Linked DNA regions of Mus musculus: region 1 is linked to region 2. The links are chromatin loops, found by intact Hi-C in ENCODE. Cell type or tissue: heart. All regions are shown on one strand. Each heading gives the region's core, and the rest is flanking DNA. Links, peaks and the distances in the headings are about the cores only.

Region 1 (2,920 bases), core at 228-2,727, 180 kb before region 2:
GTTTTTGCCATTTCTTTTTTTCTGCACCTGGGTGTTGAGGCAGCAGAACCGAAGAGAAGGCAGCAGCATTGTTACACTCCAAAGTTCAAGATGACAGGTGTGGCTGTTCTCTTTTTGAAACACTGCTTGAAAACCTTCTAGTACAGTGCGGTCATATGTATTGATCCAGACTCACATGCCTAGCTTTCTGCCCGGAAGTCATGAGCATGAATGAGCATGGTGTCATCATGTTTGCCCCTGGACTCGGCCGGCTTCTCTTTCTGAGGCAGCCAGCAACCTGCACTAGAGCAATGAGGAAAGATGAGAAAGAGGAGGATTTCTTCCTTACCTTTGAAAACATCAAAGTTGTTTCCAATCTGGTTCTGATGATCCACGTCTCAGCGCAAAGCACACATAAAGGTCTAAAATCTGCTCGCTGATCGGAAATAGTTTTTAGAAAGTCAGATTTAATCCCACGAGCCAAATGATCACTACCAACAGCGATCAGGGAAAACCAAAGTCCACGGCAAACTCTAATTTGGCAAATGCATAAAAGGTTCAAAAGAGCAGAGGTCTCATTTACATTCCTTGCTCTTATATGGGATTTTCTTCTGTATTAGTAATTAAAGGGTGCAGGCTATGGAGCGCAACTATATCACATAATAGCCATCGGGAACACACTAACAACTTCCTTGAAGTAACGCACACTAGGGTGTTTATGGTTCGGTGTCTCATGGACTCTCTTTGATCTAAATTAGGATTCATTGGCAAACTCACAATAGGCTCCACATGTACCCCTCTCAACCTCTTTCTTTTAATCATGGAAATTAGAGATGGAAAATATCCATTAAGTCACTTAGTCCTTTCCCCGCCAGGGTGAAATTGTTGCCTGTGATTCGGGGGTAGTGCTCAGTCCAGCTTAAACGGAAATGTCTCCTGGGATCTGAAACCTCCTGGTTTTATCATTTTCTTCTTTCCCTTAAAATTCAGAGGGGGAAAAATATAAAGCAGAGAAGAGCTTCCTTTCCTCCTTAGGAGATGGAGGCAGTGATGGTGCAATGGGCACGTGTTTGCCTAGTGTTGGCTTTCTGGAAATCACCCCCTGGTGTCTCAGTTCCATTACTTGTCACCTGCACAGATGAAAACGGCCCTGTCTCCAACTTGTTTTTCTCTTCAACTTGATGGGATGATCCAAATCCTGAAAGTCCCCGTCAGCTTGAGCAATCGAGCACTCTAGGCTCAGCGAAAGAAGATGAGCCGTGGAGGGGAATGGCTACTTATTTAAAGCTCCATGGTGAAGTAGTTATAAACTGCACAGCCCCGGCTGAAGCGTGAGGTCACCGACACAGTGTGAGCTAATGACTGGATTGCTGCCTAGCTTGTGAGTGGCCTGTTGCATATTTTTATACTTTGAACACTTGGCATCCAAAAGAAATGAGACGTGTGTCATTACACAATGAATTCCTTCTCGGACTCATATTCAGCAAATGAAGGAAGATTGTCACCCAGCAGCTGTCTGCAGCTCCAGCTGTGGAGGTCAGTTTTGAGGGAGTGTCATAAGACCCACTGACCATGTCTGTGGTGGGCTCTCTGTCTCCCGAGATAAGACCATTGCTCTTATCTCTGGTGGGTGATGTTCCTCTATGAGACTTGCATTTTGGGTTTGTTTGATAAGTTCTCATATCTGATAAGCAGACATTATCTAAAATCTGATAAGCAGACATTTCAGATTCTGATCCGGATGTGTAGTGTGTGAGCATTCCCATTACAAGGTGGACATTTTCCCTCCAAAAGTCACTGTTGGCTTCAGTAAATAGCTGGTTTCCCACAAGCATTTGAAGTGGGGGTTCAGGATTGCAAGCCCTGGTGTGATTAAGGGTGGGGCTTGTCTACTTACTGTAGAAAGCCACAGCATGTTCCCATTGGAGAATTATGTCCAAACTTGTGGCTCCTACAACATACAATGTTTTTCTAAGATAATTCTTATTATAACTATTCCAAAGGTGATGAGAGATAAGGAGCCTTTGAATGTATTAAAAAACAAGCCCCCAAAACAAAACAAAACGAAACAAAAAACCCCAAAATATCAGGGGTTGGGGAAATGACTTGTGTGATGAGTTGCCTACTTCCAAAGCATGAGTAGCACCCATGTAAACGCTAGGCGTGGTGGTGGTACACACCTGTGCTGGGGAGTCGGAAGTAGGAGGATTTCCAGTTTGCTGGTCAGACAGTCTAGCTGAACTGGCTATCTCCAGGTTCAGGAGAGACCCTACCTCCTAAAATAAAGTGGAAGGTTGACCAGATGTCCAGCACTTACTGCCAACCTCAGTCCCATCCTTAGCACCCACGTGATGATAGATTACCGACTCCCACAGTCCTCTACCCTTCACATACGTGTGGTGGCATGTACACTCACACATTCATACAACTGTACAGGTGAGTTTTTGTCAGCTTGGCTCATCTGGAGTCACCGGGGAAGTGAGAACTTCAACTGAAGAACTGCCTACCTCTGACTGGCCAGTGGCCATGCCTATGAGCCCTTTCCTTGATTGCTAACTGATGTGTGAGGGTCCAGTGCTATGGGCCATGCCCTCCCTAGGCAGGTGGGCCAGGGTTGTTTAGGAAAGGCAACTGAGCAAGTCCAGGAAAAGCAAGCAGCTTCCATCCAGCTTTTGTGCTTCAGATCCTGCTTCGAAGTTCCTGCTTGAATTCCTGCACTGGCTTCCCTTCACAACAGACTGTAAGATGAAATAAAATATCCACACCCCAAGTTGGTTTTGGTCAGTGTTTTATCATAGCAACAGAGATACTAACTAAAACAATCCCTCTCCAAAATGAATGCATAATTGAATAAATTTATAAATAATAATGAGGGGGTGTACCTCATATCATATGACCTGATATCAATCTCCAACATCCATGTACACACTCACCCCCCCTC
Region 2 (2,920 bases), core at 259-2,758:
AGGCCATGCTACTGAAAGAAGAGAAACAAGAGAGTAACACTTTGGGTAATTCTTATGCTGATTTCTTATAGCTATTATAATGTTTTCATTGTTACAATAGAAAATTGGGGCTAGAAAAAAAAATCTTTCTAAATTTCAGACATACCATTGTTTAGAAAATGATCCTCAGATCATCATAGCAATGTGAATAACAGAGACAGTGAACTGGAAATAGTGCTAATAGCAGATATAATTTCATGGGATGAGAAGTTTGATTCTCAAAGAGTCATGTCAAGATTGTGGTCCAGTTATCTGTTGCCTTGCAATAAATCACTCGCCAGTTTAACACTTCGACACAATTGCTGTAGTTCATGGTTTTGTTTGAAGGCTACTTTTAATCTACAGGCAATGCTGGGACTATCCCTAAAATAAGAATTAATCCATGCTCTCATACCTCGTGGGTTTCTTAACCTAATCGTCTTCTGAGATATTATCTTAGGAAATTACAATGATTTTATGAATCTTTTTTAAAGTAGTGACAGCAAATACCTCCAGTCATAGGTTGGTGGTCCAGTACCTGAGTTTGCCTCAGGGTGCTTTGCTTGGTCTCACATTGTTTTTTAAAAGATTAGCCAGCTCCAGCAAGATGACTCAGAAGGTAAAGCCACCTACTGCCAAGCCTAACGACCTGAGTCCAATTCCTGGGTCCCACAAAGTGGAAGGAGTGAGCTGGCTGTCAGGTGATGGCCTGAGACCTCCACACACACTCTGTAACATTTGACTTCCTACCACATATAAAATAAACAAATGAAGAAAAGTTATTTTAAAAGATGAGCCAATAACTTAGGTTTAATTCAAAATGCCAAATTTTTAGCTTCTACTGGAAAATTTGTGTCATAAAATTTTCATATGGTTGCACCATAACTGAATAACTTCTGTCCCTACAGAAGACATCATCTCTGAACCACTTCCTAGCACTAAATGCCATTTTCACAGGTTTGCACCTGTCTTGCCACCACTTCTGGTAAAGAAATACACATCTGGACTCAAGCTTTGTTAAAAACAATAGAACAAGAGAGAAATGAACAATAGAAAAGAGAGAATGGATTAAAGACAGATGGACATTCTTTGTCATTCTGCCTGGAGAGGCAAAGTCATTTCATTGCCCCTTTGAGTCTTTTTGGGGCTTTCCTCCTCAGAATATGGGATTTAACCCCTTACATCTCAGATGTGTGACATCATCCCTTTCTGTCTCTTGGAATCCTGTTTTGTCTCTTTGAGGGAGCCCAAGAGATACCCGTGGAGAAGAATCCTCAGCTGATAGTTCAGCATCCATTTGTCGTTCCTGGGAAGCAGCCATCTTGGAAATGAACCCAGGAGTCCTTGTGATCAAGCCACTCAGCTGCCACCATGTGGAGCAATGGTGAACTGCTCCTGCTAAATCTTGCCTAAATCATAGTTGTGCACAAAGAGAAGATAGTTGTTTTAAGCCATGAGTTTAGAAGGACAAGTTACACTGTTCTCAATAGTTTAGAATCTATGGGTGTCTTGTGTTTGTATTCCCAGAATCTGGTGTGGGTACCTCTAGTTTCCATACGTGAGTCACTTCTACCTATGTGAGTATCCGGCTGACTTTGGCTCCAGAGGGGAGCTTTTCATTCAGCTTAGCTAAACCAGAAGTGCTGAGCATCAAATGTATCAGGAGGCAGGTGTATGGAAGCTGATGGAACGTACCACAGAAGGAAGACATCTGCTGCACTAGGAAGAGGGGTCTTTGTGTTTCCAACTAGATCTAAACCCAGAATACTAAGCCTAGAACTTCCAGGCACCTCCAGATAGGCACAGAGAATAAAGCCAACCCAGTGGGGGATGGGATAAGAGGAAAAGAACCAAGACACAATGGCACTGAGCTAGACTCAGCTATGTCTTAGGTCATCTCTACCCTCAGAGAACATGGACCAATAATATTTTTGTGTGTGTGTGTATTTTGCCTGGCCAATTTGAATTAGATTTTTGATCACTTGGCCAGAAGGAATCCCAGGTGCAGAGGCTCTGAATTTTTATGCTGATACCTTCTTCTTTTCAGATATATAAAAGATTATTTCACACAATTTTATATTACAGAAAAATTAAAAGAATTATACTAAGGATATATACATATCCACCTTGTCCAGACCTCCCAAATATTAAAAGTTGTACATTTGCTTTCGTATATTCTCTTTCTGTATAAATACATACATACACACATACATACATACTTATAATTTCTCTGTGTATGTACAACTTTTTTCTAAATGGACTGAAAATAAATTAAAAAGTCAATATTCCTTTGCTCCTAAATGCTTCAGTGTGTTTCCTGAATAGAACATTCTCCTACAAAGCCACAGCATAATTTCCCATCAAAGTTGGGAAATTTGAATTGATAAAATGCTATTATTTCATCTATTAGCTTGCTTAGGGTTTGCCATTTGATCTCAGCAATGCTTTTTTAGCAGGAAGAAGAAGAAGGAGAAGAAGGAGGAAGAAGGAGGGGGAGGAGGAGAAGGAGGAGGAGGAGGAGGAGGAGGAGGAGGAGGAGGAGGAGGAGGAGGAGGAGGAGGAGGAGAAGGATATTATTTTTGGAGCACTTACAACATTCACTGCCGTGTCTTGCTAGTCTGTCTTAATCTGAAACAGTCACTGTTCATTCATAACAATGTTACATGTTTTTTTAAGACTACAGGCAACTTAATATTATGTCCCTTCCTTTGGGGTTGTCTAGAGTTTCCTTGTGATTAGATTCAAGCTATAAAATTTTAGCAAGAAAACAGCAGAAAGTGCAGCAAGTTAAAACAGGAGGCACATAACCTCCTGTGTCCATTACTGCGGATGTTAACCTCGAGCTTTTGATTAAGGTGCTAATTGCCAGCTTCTCTGGTGTAAATGTACGACTTTCTTTTTG

What was found. Hi-C counts contacts between places; a loop is a spot of excess contacts. Peaks named below come from ENCODE experiments on the same cell type or tissue, not always from the same donor. Only the 100,000 strongest peaks of a DNase experiment are listed, where the experiment ranks them.
Region 1: it touches region 2 in a loop (2.1-fold over the local background); 2 of 42 quality-filtered maps call a loop at or near these places.

Annotation. Positions count from the first base shown.
Region 1 is chr2:72,910,152-72,913,071 of GRCm38, reverse strand. No RefSeq gene overlaps it. Among named protein-coding and RNA genes, the nearest start is that of Gm39849, 50 kb to the right of the region's middle. In heart, for the core only: no CTCF peak of the experiment used is centred there; a DNase peak (open chromatin) is centred at 1,371.
Region 2 is chr2:72,727,359-72,730,278 of GRCm38, reverse strand. It overlaps 8430437L04Rik (RIKEN cDNA 8430437L04 gene), which reads right to left. Exons shown (of 7, transcript NR_040503.1): 7 at 811-1,427. Among named protein-coding and RNA genes, the nearest start is that of Gm30257, 5.0 kb to the left of the region's middle. In heart, for the core only: a CTCF peak has its summit at 1,402; a DNase peak (open chromatin) is centred at 1,338.